Linked DNA regions of Homo sapiens: region 2 is linked to region 1. A link is a contact called in ENCODE Hi-C or POLR2A ChIA-PET data. All regions are on one chromosome and are shown on one strand. Each heading gives the region's core, a stretch centred on a gene start or an enhancer-like site at or near the end of the contact. The rest is flanking DNA. Distances are from core to core; before and after follow the strand shown. Region 1 holds the start of TPRA1 (transmembrane protein adipocyte associated 1). Region 2 overlaps KBTBD12 (kelch repeat and BTB domain containing 12).

Evidence for each region. Hi-C counts contacts between places; a loop is a spot of excess contacts on that map. ChIA-PET counts read pairs that join two places held with the same protein, here RNA polymerase II (POLR2A). Pooled maps may share reads with other maps.
Region 2: a pooled map shows a loop between it and region 1 (1.8-fold over the local background). The contact joins the enhancer-like site here to the promoter of TPRA1 in region 1. A Hi-C loop is called at or near these places in 2 of 168 maps with a recorded cell type or tissue (MCF 10A and PC-9) and 4 of 50 pooled maps. POLR2A ChIA-PET finds 5 or more read pairs at or near these places in 4 of 52 experiments (AG04449, MCF 10A, PC-9 and 1 more).

The regions. Positions count from the first base shown.
Region 1 is chr3:127,586,801-127,593,750 of GRCh38, reverse strand. It overlaps TPRA1 (transmembrane protein adipocyte associated 1), which reads left to right and starts at 3,018. Exons shown (of 11, transcript NM_001136053.4): 1 at 3,018-3,341. It overlaps MIR7976 (microRNA 7976), which reads left to right and starts at 6,575; the gene lies at 6,575-6,640. RefSeq lists silencers at 2,366-2,695, 3,196-3,665 and enhancers at 3,399-4,075, 4,076-4,753.
Region 2 is chr3:127,951,260-127,958,136 of GRCh38, reverse strand. The region is part of intron 4 of KBTBD12 (kelch repeat and BTB domain containing 12); the gene reads right to left. Among named protein-coding and RNA genes, the nearest start is that of KBTBD12, 39 kb to the right of the region's middle. Within about 2 kb of position 3,399, at least 7 of the 41 ENCODE cell types and tissues checked have a DNase peak (open chromatin) inside an H3K27ac peak, as active enhancers do.

The sequences.
Region 1 (6,950 bases), core at 1,769-4,268:
CTGAATCTGCAATAGTCCATTGCCACTCTGTTTATTTTTATAAGGTCAGACTGATGAATTAAATAGGTACATGGTGGGGGATACCCTCCACACGTCTTTGGTCTTCAAGGGTGGCACCAGTCTCCGCCATTTTCTCTGGTGTGTGATGTTGTTTATGTGCTTGCTCTCTTGGCCGGGGTGGGTGGTGGTGATAGTGGGGTCTCAGAGGCTTTCACTTGACTTTTACTACCATCACTCTCACCCCATAGACCAAGGAACCAGTGCAGGCATTTTGTTTACTACACAGGATGTCTATCCCAGTGATATATTGAGCTTGATCTTGATGGTCCTATGACAGTTGCACCCACTTTGCTTCTCACGCCTAAGCACTACCATCTGGCGTCTGTTATCTGGGGATTGCTGTCATCCCCATGGCTATCAGGGAGCCCAGTTCTGTAGCAGCATCTCCTACTGTCAGCCGTGGCCACCCCTGAGCCTGCTGTAGGGTGATGAAGAACCTGAGAGTCAGATCTGTTTATTAAGCTACTATTCATTTAATGTTGCAGATGCCACGCTCTGTCCTGTGTGTAGTGGATACTGCAGTGAATTAGCCACTGCCTCAGCTCTCAAAGGCAGATACCTTTGGTTATTTCACAAATACAACAAAATCCCACAGAAACTTAGATATGGGGTTCAAAACTCAAGAGAAGAAAATGCAGAATTCTCCAAGTCTCAAAAGGCAGAAAAATAAAAATAGAGGGTTTAAGATTCTTCCTGGGGCCTGAAAGCTTAAGATGAATAACTCCTCCCTTCTCAGGCCCAGTTCCAAGGTGCAAGGCTACTTGTGCCAGCAAGATAGCAGAAGCAGGACAAGAGCTGGCTGGAAGACACCTACCGTGGTGGGAAGACATGTACCCGTGAAGATCGAGAAAGAGTCCATCCGGGTACAACGTAGCAGTTACGTCAGACTAGGACACTTCCTGTTTACAGGAGACTATAAAACCTTTGCCGCGTCCTCACTTGGGGCTGATGCCATTTTAGGCCTCAGCCCACCTGCACCCAGGCGCTCATTAAAACAGCATGTTGCGGCCGGGCGCGGTGGCTCACGCCTGTAATCCCAGCACTTTGGGAGGCCGAGGCGGGTGGATCATGAGGTCAGGAGATCGAGACCATCCTGGCTAACAAGGTGAAACCCCGTCTCTACTAAAAATACAAAAAATTAGCCGGGCGCGGTGGCGGGCGCCTGTAGTCCCAGCTACTCGGGAGGCTGAGGCAGGAGAATGGCGTGAACCCGGGAAGCGGAGCTTGCAGTGAGCCGAGATTGCGCCACTGCAGTCCGCAGTCCGACCTGGGCGACAGAGCGAGACTCCGTCTCAAAAAAAAAAAAAAAAAAAAAAAAAAAAACAGCATGTTGCTCCACACCGCCTCGTGTTGTGTGTCGGCGCGCTCGCAGGGTTCGAACCGATACAAGAACCTTACAGAGGGTAGTTATTAGGCCTGGTCACACATGTCCCATGACTTCTACTTCCTGGCACATGGTAGGGTGGCAGTTTCCTGCCCTCTGGAGGCTAGAAGCGGTGGCCAATTGAATGTGCGTGAGAGTGATGTGTATAACTTTCTGGGAGGAACTTGAGGAGCCACTGGATTCCCCACGGCTCATTGTGGCTGTGGTCATTCGTGATTACGCAGGCCGGCATTGCCCAGCCTCTCTGGCGAATATAGAAGCCTAAACTTAGGTATGCACATTTGGGTGTGGTCCAGGCTGGGAAAGTCCCAGAGGATCACAAGGTGGTTTCTTCCCCAATCTCCCTGTGTTTTTAGGACAGGAGCAAGGAGAAGAATGGGACCCAATCTCATTCCAGCCCAGCGGTGCTGTCGCAAGGTGTGAGTCTTGGGGTGCCTGTAATAACTGAGTGCCTACAATCTGCACGAGGCTCTGAGTCAGCCTCAGGATGCTGCAGGGGACATCCTGCAGCTTGGCTCTCTTGGCTCCATCCTCATGACGCTGGAATTCTATAATAGGGTGGGGAGACTGGACGGGGAGGCAGGTAAATGAAAACAATCAGGTGAGAATTAAGATGCTCGGAAGGAAATGAGACTGGACAGCCGCTCCAGCGAGGGTGTCCACAAAACCCTCTAGAGGACATGATGTGGCAAGGAGCCAGCTCTGCGGGGGAACAGGTGTAGAGCCAGGAGCAGGAACAAGCTTGGAACAGCCGAGGGACAGAAACAGAGACCCGCATGGCTTGAGTATGGTGAATGCAGCATCGATGCCAGGGGATAAGACAGGCGCAATCAGGGAGGGCTTTCCAGAGGAACAGGCGTGAAGAACTGTGGAAGTTAGAGTTGGGGAGAGGCGTCCTGGCTGTGTCGCTTCCTCATTGCGCGGCTTTGGTCAAGTTATTTGACCTCTCCAAGCCTCAGGTGGCCCTGTAAAAGGTGACTATAATGACTGCCTAGCAGGGTTGCTAAGAGGAGTGCCCGAGGCATGGCGGCGCCGCGTGGAGCAGGGCGCTGGGAGGCGGCGGCCCTGCGGCGTGGCGCGGCTGGAGCGCGTGGCGCCGGGGAGGGTCCCCGACACGCCTTCCCCCAAGCTGACCCCAGGTCACCCCTGCAGGGCGCCCGAAGCGCCCGCACGCGAGGGGGCGGTCCCCGGAGGCTCCGCCCCGACGGTCCGGCCGCGGCCCAGGCCGGGAGGTGGAGCGCGGCTGCCGCCAGCTGGTCCACTGACAACTGCTGCCAGCTGGAAGGCGCGTAGGGCGAGAGGTGGCGCGTCCTCAGCTTTCCAGTCTTCGATTCCGCCCGCTTTCCGAGTGAGAAACGCAGGCCTCTCTCTTCCGTGAAGCAGCGTCTTGTCTCTGCACCTCCTCTGTGCTGTCTCTTTAAGAGGTCAGCGGGCTGCTCCGCCTCTTGGGAATTTGATTGGTCTCTCCCACTTTTTTTTTTTTTTCCCCCAGTGATGACTTATTCCTATAGGCTGCTGGAGGTTAGAGGGCGGGCCTGAGTGATAACAGGGACTCTGGGACTCTGGGACTTGTGGGACTGTGGCCGTTTTCGCAATTTGGGCTGGACGAAAAAGACGGTCTTGCTTTCCCGGTCGCCGCTGTCGGGAAGGGCTGCAGGGTGTCCGCGAGACCCGCGGCCCGGCGAGCTGACCCCGCCTCGCCTTTCCTGCCTAGCCCTCATTCCACGGAGCCGGTCGCGCCCGGTCCTTGCGCGACGCTTCCCGGCCCAGGCCGCCTGGTCTGGCGCTGGAGGCCGGAGTCCCGCGGCCTGTGCTGGATCCGCGCACACCCAGTGGCGGCGGATGGGCGGCCGGGGCGGCCGGGGCGGCCGGTCCTGAGCGCGGCCCGGGCTGTCAGGTAAGGAGGGGCCTTCTCCCCGTCTCCTGCCGCAGCTAGAGGGGGAGCCCCGTCCCTCGCCCCGGCGGGAAGCCCAGCCGCCGTTCCCCTCCTTGCTCCGCGAGCGGCCCATTTCCGCTCGGGCGCAGCTCGGACGGCCAAGGCGGCGTTTGGGAGGGAAGGCCCTGGATGTGGGAACCCACGGGAGGGGTGCCGGGCAGTCGGGAGTCGCTCGGGGCGCGGGGGCACGCGAGGCCCGGGAGGGAGCCGCACGTAGCGGCGTCGGGCTCGGCCCCGGCTGGAGGCAGTGCGGGTGGAGATCCGGACCTCGGCGACCCGGTCCGGCGCGGGGTGGCGGCACGGGCTCCAGCCCCACGGTGGCTGCCCGCAGCGGCCGAGGTGCTCCTGAGCCAAGCCTGCCGCCGGTTCGGGGCTTTGCTGCCCCGTGAGGGGGCCATGTCGAAGCCTCCGCTCCCTCTGGACTCGGGGAATGCAGGTGGGGGCTGGCTTTGCCCTCTTCTCTGCAGTGAGGAGGGGCCGCAGGGTCGTCCAGTCCCCAGCGGGGCTTGGCGGTGCTGGAGATTCAGTTGTTCCCGTCATAACAACCTGTTGAGGGCTCGTGTCGTGCCAGGCCTTGTTCTAGGGGACCGAGTCCTGAGCACTCCCGGGATAGAGAGTAGTAAATACCCAGACGCGGCTCGGGCGCTGGAGACAGCTGAGAAGGGAAGGCTTCTCAGAGGAGGTGTCAGGAGAGAGCTGGGGGAGAGCCAGCCCAAAGGCCCTGAGGAACGGACCAGCTCAGCAGGTGGAAGGCAAGCAGGGAGGGCAAGGTGCAGGTCAGATTGGGCCCAGGCCTCCCCATCTTACTGGGGTCTCCGGCTTAGGACAGGGACCACACGCCTGCCAGCCCCAAGGCCGAAGGACAACAGGGGAGAGCAAAGTAACTTACTTGGCCTCTGCCCTATGGAGCCTTCCCCACCTTGTCACCCCTGGGCTCCACCCCTTCTCACCACCCTTAGGCCCTAGGGTTTGTAAGCTCAACAACCCGTCGGTGTGGGAAGCACTGAGGGCCCCTCTCCCCAGGGTTTCCTATCCGGTAGCTGTGGGTGGGGTTTGGTCAATCCTGTTGCACAGATGAGAGAGCAGGGAAAGCTGAGTCCCAGAGAGGAGAGAGAAGGCCTTACCCAGTCGTTCTCAGCGGGTCCTGCATTGCGTGACCATGACCTGAGCCTAGCCAGCATCCTGTCCCTCAACTGGGTGGGAGGGAGGGAGGCAGAGGCCCCTGGAATGTTGTGAGTCTGGGAGACTCCTCCCAGGTGGAAGAAACAGTCTGTCCCAGTTTCCCTGTTCCTGGGAGGCCTGGGGTTGCCCAGGGTGCTCTGCACCGCAGGAATTCCTCCTCTGAGAATCACCCCTGGGCTCCACCCCTTCTCACCACCCCTTCTCACCACCCTTAGGCCCCTATCGTGAGCTGACCAACCCCTCCCACTTCTTTGTCAGTGCTTGGGAGCATCAGTCTAAGAGAACTAAGTAGAGAAGGCTGAGGACTGACCCCTTCTCTGCCTCTCCTCTCCTCTGTATAAGGGGACAGTAATTGTCCTCTCTCCCTTAGAAGGCGATGCCATTGTTAAGTGTGTCACCACGTGTAAAGCACTGAGCACCATGTCTGCACATAGGAAGTGTGCATCCTATTAACTAAAAGTCAGTGCGGGCCAGGCGCAGTGGCTCATGCCTGTAATCGTAGCACTTTGGGAGGCTGAAGTGGGTGGATCATCTGAGGTCAGGAGTTTGAGACCAGCTTGGCCAACATGGTGAAACCCCATTTCTACTAAAAATACAAAAATTAGCCGGGTGTGGTGGTGCACACCTGTAATCCCAGCTACTCAGGAGGCTGAGGCGGGAGAATCGCTTGAATCCAGGAGGCGGAGGTTGCAGTGACCCAAGATCGCACCATTGCACTCCAGCCTAGGTGACAAAGCGAGACTCTGTCTCAAAAAAAAAAAAAAAAAAAAGTCAGTGCTTCAGTTATTTCCTAAGCTTTGATACGTAATGGCAATCCTGGTATGGCCAGCAGCCCCATAACCCCAGTGTGGTTGCTGGATCAAGTAGCAGCAGCAGGGGCACCACCTGGGAGCCTGTGGGAAACACAGACTGTTCAGCCCTACCCCTGCCCTTGGGAGCAGCATCTGCATGTTAACAACACCAGGGTATTTCCCACATCAGGTCTGAGAAGATAGCTCTAGAACAAGCCTGGTGCTCTTGACCCACAGGTGGAGAAGCCGAGGCCTGGAGAGGGGCACCTGGCAAGTTGTTGACTGGGGGCCTGGGCTCTGGAGACAGACAGCCTGGATTGCTGGCCTGGCAAGTGGCTGCCCCTCTGAGCTCCACGTGCACAATGCGGATAACATAAGTACCTCCCTCCCAGGGTTGGAGGCCAGGGCTCAGAGGTTAGGCACAGAGGTTACTACGTTGTTGGCAGGGGAGTGGGGGCAGGCAGAGCAGCTGACACCTCCTCTGTGTTTCCTCAGACCCCACAGCAATGGGGGCTTCACAAGAGGTCCATGGACCTGGGAACCAATTCCTTTCCCTCCTTGCCCTTCAGTCTCTTCTCTGGTAATCCCAGCAACTTGGGAGGCTGAGGTGGGAGAATTGCTTGAACCCGGGAGGTGGAGGTTGCAGTGAGCCGACATCGCGCCACTGCACTCCAGCCTGGACGACAGAGCAAGACTCTGTCTCAAAAAAAAAAAAAAAAAAAGAAAAGCAGCAACCACCTTTGTACATGTGTCACTTTTGTAGATGTTTACATCCCTGGTTTTGTTTGATCCTTACGGCACCCTTATTAGGCAGATGTTGTCCCCATGATACTTGGAGGGGGAGTGACTCACCCCAGGTCACACAGCAAGCACGTGGCAGAACCAGCAGTGCAGCCCCGTCTTGTTGACTCCAAAATCTGTGTTAGCTGGAGGTTTTTCACTGGTGAATTAGAGAAGTCAGACTCAAACTGGCCTAGGCAGAAAAGGGGATTTGTTGGGTTTTATAACTGAAAAGTCCAAGCGGGTAGGACTGGCTTTGGATGTGGCTGAATCCAGGGGCTCCAGTGAGCTCATCAAGATCTGTCTCCATCCGTGTCTCAGCTCTCCACTCCTCCGCGTCGGCTTTACTCTGAGGCGGGTACCTGAGCGTGAGGTCAAGGTGGTACAGCCCTGACTTACTGAGCTCAGCAGAGAGTGTTTCCTCAATTGTCAATGAGAATCTGCCCTGAGACTTTTGCTCTAATAATTTATTCTAATAATAATTTAGATCAAAAGCCTCAGGGCAGATTTTCATTGGCCAGGGTGATGGAACATCCTGACTAGCCAGACTTAGATCACAGGTGCATTCCCTGGGTTGTGAAGGGTTAGTCACGCATCCCTAAACTTCCAGAGAGTCTAGAGTCTGGGAGCTGAGTTTCCACCTCAGGAAAACGGTGCTCTTACCAACTGGCAGCAGCCTGGATGCTGGGCAGGCAAAACCAGAAGCCCACCCCGCCCTCCATACCCTGGACTCTGCCTGACTCCCCCACTCTCCTACTCCCTGCCCCTGTTCCTCCCCACTGGCCTCTGTGCCTCAAGGGGCCTCTCAGCTTGCTGG
Region 2 (6,877 bases), core at 2,150-4,649, 360 kb before region 1:
CTTCTCCCTCCTGCACCGCCCCTGCCCCTGAGGCACCAGAACACTCAACCATTCTCCAAATAAGGGAGGCTGTTTGTCTCTAGGCCTAGGCTTGGGCTGATCTCTCCGCCTAGAATGGCCTCTTCTCCTCCTCAACTTGGCAAACCCCTACTCCTCTTTCAAGGCTCAGCTCCACCTTCAACCTCTCACAAAGCCTTTCATGTCTCTACACAGAATTGGCCATTCCCTCTTTTTAGGCTTCCACTGTCCTGAACAGAAATCAAGGTTCCTATGAAAATACATTGCTCTAATTTATCTCCCTATATGTTGCCTTGTTAGATGAGACTGTAAGTCCCTTGAGGGCAGATGTCTAATCACATCTGTATCCCCAACACTTTCTACACTGGGTACGGACAGTGAAGACACAAACACTGAACAGAATGCATGGGTGGGTCAGCTCCTTACTCATGTCCTAGGTATCTTTTTTTCTTATACTTTTTTTTTTGGTGGCGGTTGGGGGAGCGGTCAAAACAGAAAGTGATAACTGGCTTTTCAGAATATGGCAAGTCCTAAATCCAAAGAGCTAAAAGTTGGCTGATTATAAAAGTCATCTTCTTAAGAATATAGGAATCTAATCTCAGATCCTGAGAAAAATGACTGCTGTCTGTTGTTGGGCTCATCTTTTCCCCCAGATTGGCCTGCCTAATACTAGTACTTCTATGAAGTGGTCCTGCAAAGAGCTATTAGTCAAACCTATTCCACAGCTTAGAAATGAAAGAGACACAAAATTTTATAAGTCCTTGAAGGCAAGGTCTACATCTTTATCTTCCCTGAGGTGCTAAGCACAATATCTTCTAAAGGATGCTTGACAGTATTTGTGAAATAAATATTAAAGAAAAAATATTATAATAAGTCTTTGGCATATTTATCTTGTGTCTAAGTGAAATGATTTACAGAAAATGATAGTTTGTGCTCATTTCCATATTTACCCAAGAAATGGCAGAGGAAGGGAGTGATAAAAATATTGATCACATGTATGAGTTAGGATAAAGGAAGAAAGATAGTACATATTACTCCAAATGACAGTTTTTTGGTAATCGATATTTTCCTCTTTAAAGCACAAAAATTTTCCATTTCAACTCTTTATACTGTTTTAAAATATGTATTACGTTCTTCTCTGCCTTAGTGAACTGAAGATACCAAATATAGTGGAACATTTTCTTAAGGATTCAGGAGTAACAAAATGATCTGCTGTTTATAATATGCCATGGATATAGACAGTTCTACACATTAAGCTGCACAAAGACATGCCTAAGATTTGCTTTCTTAAATCCTTGTTATTGGCATGTTTTCTTTTTCTTTAACAATTTACCTCTTTTTCATAAAAGCAAAGCACAGATTGTATAGTTGTACAACTCTTTGCCTCTGTAACATTAAGCTTTCCTGCAGACACACACTAGTAGATCAGAGCCTGAGACAGCATTCTCCTAGGATATTTCTCATCCACGCGCAGTAACATGAGTACTGTCCTGTGGGGCTTTCACACTGTAGAAGCTTCTAAACATTCTAATTTCAGAATCAAACACATTTTAAACTTGTAGTTAATTTAAGCAATCTAAAAGTATATTTTGGATACCCACTCATGTTTGTACTGGGTGTCATAGAATAACAAGTTTGAGGATTTTTTTTTTTTTTTGTCCATAAGACACTCAGAGTCTGCTGGGAAATAAAGGACAAATATGAAAACATATATAATACAGGATTATAATTACACACTGATGGAATAAAGTGTAATTTTTAACTCACTGTCACAATAATATATAGAATGCTAACTCCCTGTGAACTTGTGGGATATCAATGATAAAAATTACTATAGCTAAGTTGCAATTTGGGAGCCACAGGTAAACTTTGGTCTTTTAGAGTACTTATTTCTGAGTTATTTGTTGAGGGTGCCAGATAATAAAGGTTTAAAACCCCTCATATGATTAACTGGAAATATATTTTATAGATACTTATAGCAAAAACATAATGAGCCATTCACTCCAGCTCAGAGCTACTGAATCTCTAAATCCAAGTCTTTTTTCAGAACAAGGAGGCATGAGGAATATCTTGTCTGACTTCTTTGGCCATGGTAAAGCATTTCTTTCCTTGTTCATCATGAATGTATGAAATGTATATCTAAGCCCAGAACACTCTTGCAATTAGAGCAGAACATAACTGACAGCCTATTCTGGCTTATCAGTGCCAGGACACTTTGAGCAAGTAACTTTATCCAACTTCCTAGAATATTCAAGTACACAATGATGCTGTTTAGAGGAAGAGATATTGCCTTATTCATCTGTATCTCTTCTAAAAGCCAGCCCAGGGCCTGGCTTATGTAACATATGCTTAGCAAATATTTTGAGCATATAATATGTCCATTAATATGATATTACCTTTCCACTTTCCTCAGAACATCTGTGTTTTTCGAAGTGCAATCCTGTGATTTTTTTCACGCCAGAATTGCCTCTATATTTCCTACAATTCAGATTCCTAGGTTTCATTTTAGACTCACTGACTCTGAATCTGCCAATAGTGAGGGCCAGGAATCTGCCGTTTTAGTAGGCAACCTAGGTAATTTGAGACTTACACTTTTCAAAAATTGCTTAGAATTTTATCAAAAGAAAAGGGTAAAATCTTACCACAATAAAGCTTGGTCTTCTCATTTCACAAACTAACTCACCATTAAAATTATCTTTGAAATGCAGTTACTGTAATAATTTGAACCTTTTATGTAACTTTTCCCTTCATTACTCTTTAATGGCATTCAAGCTGAGAGTCAGACTTGGACAGTGCTGTTATGTTTTCAGTAAACCAATGAGGCACAAAATGGTTTCCTGGAGAAAACATTGATAGTTTGGGACATTAGCTATGTGGGAAAACTCAACATTAACTGTCTCCCTAGACAGGGAAATGAAAAGTCCCTATTTCAAAACATTCTCCATAAGACCTGTAAAACTCTGATAATTTCTGTGGCATTTTACATGATAGAAGAATAGGACAGGTTACAGAGATGTGAAAATGCAATTCAGTAAACAAATACTTACTGAGCATCTATAACGTAAAGCCAGGCCCTGGGCTGGCTTTCAGAGGACACACAGAGATGAGTAAAACAACGTCTTGTGCCTTAGACAGTCTGAGTATAGTGTGACAAGGGCAGCGACTGGCAAAGCAGCATGCTCTTCGTTCTGACCAAAGGATTACATAAACCACTACAAGGAGATGGGATTTTTGCCAGATTTTGAGGATGTTGAGTTAGGCCCTACACGCAAAGGGAACAGGGTAAACAAAGGCACAGGAGGAAAGCATGTTCAGGAAGTGACCCCCAGTCCCTGTGGCTGGCGCTAGGCTTTGTGGGGTGGAGGAGTGGCAGGAGGAGCTGAGGCTGCAGGGGCAGGCTGGGGCCACGTGTGAAAGGTCTACTGCCTCCATAAATAGATTCTGGCCTCACTTTCTATATTTGATTTTGCCTGACCCATCAAGCTGAAGCAACTTTTGAACGCAATTTGACATTTTAAGAACACTTGATGGAAATCCAAAGCATATTCATGAATACACATTTTCATTTCAGAAGGAAGCATAATTTATTCAAGAGCATAACTAATAGTATGAGATCTAAAATGCTTTCCAGTTTATCTTACATGCAAACTTCTTTTCTAAGAGACAGCCCCTGGTACCATATTTAAATCAGTATTTTATAACAGAAGCATTCACCAAGGACTCATAATGAGATTTCAGTGAGGTTGAACCCAGAATGTTCTACCTTCCCCCAAATTTTACTAATAGGAGTCTGTATTTGATTCATTTTCTACTTTATTATTCATAAAATGGATTTAAAACCTTGAAAACAAGGCATTAATATTTTCTACAGCAATAAGATATATTAACCTAAAATTTCTGGACTACCTTTTTAGGCAATTAGGATGTATTTTAGATTAAAGAAGCTTAACTAGCTCTTATAATGAGCTTTCACTGTACAAATGACAAAAGATTTTTCCTTAGAACTAAGGCACCTTCCCTTTGGTCTCCTCCTGCATGTCAGTGGTTCTGTCATTAAACAACAGACCACTCCTTTCTGCACTTCCTAACAAAAATAGTTACGTTCCTGAGAAGGGCCTCAGGAAAAAAAAGTCAAAAGGAAAGCTGGCTGGTTTTAAATACCTGTGTTTCCACTTAGGGTATCATTGACTCATAAGACTTATATAGACTAAATTATTTTAGGCTTTCTAGGAAGTTATCCAACAGAAGAGCCAATTACAGTGTGGCAAAGCTGACAAAATGCACATGTAACCACATGAGCAATGGAGTCACTTGAGCAATCTGGCCATATCTATTCCTTTATTTTTATGTTAAGAAGGCAATTTATAGATTTCCAGGAAAAACTATCCAGTATATGACTAATATGCCCCTTGGCTAGTTTGCCATAATTCCAGAAGCTGTTTTCATCTAAATTCAAATTATTCATGGTATCTGTGACAACACACTTTTTAAAGACAAACATTTACACGAGAAAAATTCAGCATAGGTTTTAACTGAAGTCCATATTCTAAAATCTTTACAACTCAAAGCAAACCTCCAGGGTCAGTGCTAGCCACAATGTCCGGTAATACAATGTTTTCATCTTTAATTCCTATTAGAAGAGTACATTCTGGACAATATTTTCAAAGAGTTCCTTACATGAAAATGTGTACCTGGCTCCATACAGAAAAGCAGGCTGTGTGAATGTGCAGTAAGTATGTCATTAGCGCATGTTTACAATAGGAGGAAATGAAGAAAGTAGAAAGACTCAGTCCTTTGACTCCCAACGCATGAGGACAGAATGACCTCATCTCAGTATGCCTCCTCATTTGGGCCTGGCAGGGCATTAACAATAAGATGACGGGCTGAACATTATTAGGACACTAAAGCACAGTGGACTCTTTGCCACTTACTATAAGCAATAATGATTGTTATAACTCTCATCTATTGAGCACTTCTCATATGCCAAGCACAGTGTTCAGCATTTGGCATAATACTCTCTTAAGCTTTGCAACAACTGCATGAGTTAATAATGTATTATTATCATCCTTATTTTATGAATAAAGAAAACAGATTTAGCAAAATTCAGCAACTTGCTCAAAATCACATGGTGCTATTAAGTTGCAGAGATAAGATTGGTCTGCAGAAGGACCTTTCCTTTCTGTGGCTTATTTCTGTTAAAGAATACACCTGGGAAACCTTTGTACACATGAGATTTACTCAGAAAATTTATAAAAAATGTAATAAGGTAAAGGCAAGGGCCATTAACCAAATGATTCCGATTATCCTGCTTGCCTAAATCTTTCCCTGTGGTGGTTAGATGCTGCCTGTTACAGTAACTCCTCATTTAACAGGAAGTCAGACGATTGCTAGTGCCCAGAGCACAAGTGAAAACCCTGAGCAATGTAAAACAAGTGTCTGAGTATTGGTGCTGTGATAAAAGACCTTGAATTTTATTCTGAAAAAACTGGAGACATTGTTAATGACACAAGGTCTAATGGCCTAACTGTATGTGTAATCTAAACATATGTACAATTGCCTGCATATATAGTCTTGTATGTAAAATCTATTTATATGTATGATTGATGCATAATCTTGTATGTACAATCTGGTAACATAACAGGGAGAGAGCAACAAGAAAAGAAATGGTAACCAACAGCAGTGGGAAGGAGAGGAAAAAAACCCATGAAACCCTGTAATTTGTGGCCTTCTAGTTTAGGGAGCAAATACAGTAGTACATTACTCAATGGCCAATGGACATCACTCACATATAGAGAAGCACAATTTTTGATGCTCTTAATGACTGAGATATTTTAAAAAGTTATTTTAACTTTAAAATTGGACAGATCCGTGTTTGAACCCTGGATTTAGTCACAATATTTGTGTAATAAAAATAAAGAATTTACTTTTGTAGGATATTGTGAGAATTGAGACAATATATGAAATCACCTAGAATTTAGTACTTCTTCAAAAAAATATTATTTTCCTTCAAAGAACTCTTTCACAAGGCAAAGAAGAGTGTGATAACTTGGGATACTTTTTTCCTTGTTAAAAATGTAATCAGATTTAGCCACTTAAAGGTACTGGCATGAATTCTTGGGAAAATGTAACTATATAGAATCTTTCATTTTCCAACAAAGCCAGGAAGACAGTGTTTATACTACTGAGAACTCAAACAGTCAAGGTAGCTTATCTACTTAAGAGTATGTCAGACCTTGGAAAATCTAGATCATGCCTTTATACTGCCCTCTAATCCCTTCTTGCAATACCTTTGTTATACTTTGTTGCACAGTCTGATGTGTTTATCCAGAGTCTTAAATCTACAGAGCCACTGTCCTAAGAAATGTTTCAACGAATAATTTAAAGACAAAATTAACAATGGTGATGAATATTGGGACAATCCCTGATGGTCTGTCTTGCTGCTTGAAGATGAGAAAGGGAGGGGTGGGATACAGAAAAGTCCCATGCTCCTGAGAAAAGACTAATTGTTCCCGAGCCATGACAAGTCAACATCAGAAGTGGTTTTCATCCTGATTAATCAATCAATGACAACTTGCTTCAGTGACCATGACTCTGGAATCAACCAGTCAGAGACAGCCTCACACTGTGGAAGGCAGCCAATCAGAGGCTGACTCACTCCACTGAGTCCTCTTCTAAGGCTGACCTGACCCCTTCCTGCCTCAGCAATGAACAAACATAATCCACACTTCTGAGGAACAGCAATCCACTCTCATCTTTGTAACCAACATTAAACCAAACTCAACTCCTGCCCACAATCCTATATAAAATCATCAGTTTGCTTTGTTCAATGAGAATATCTCTGACCAAATAACCATTCCTA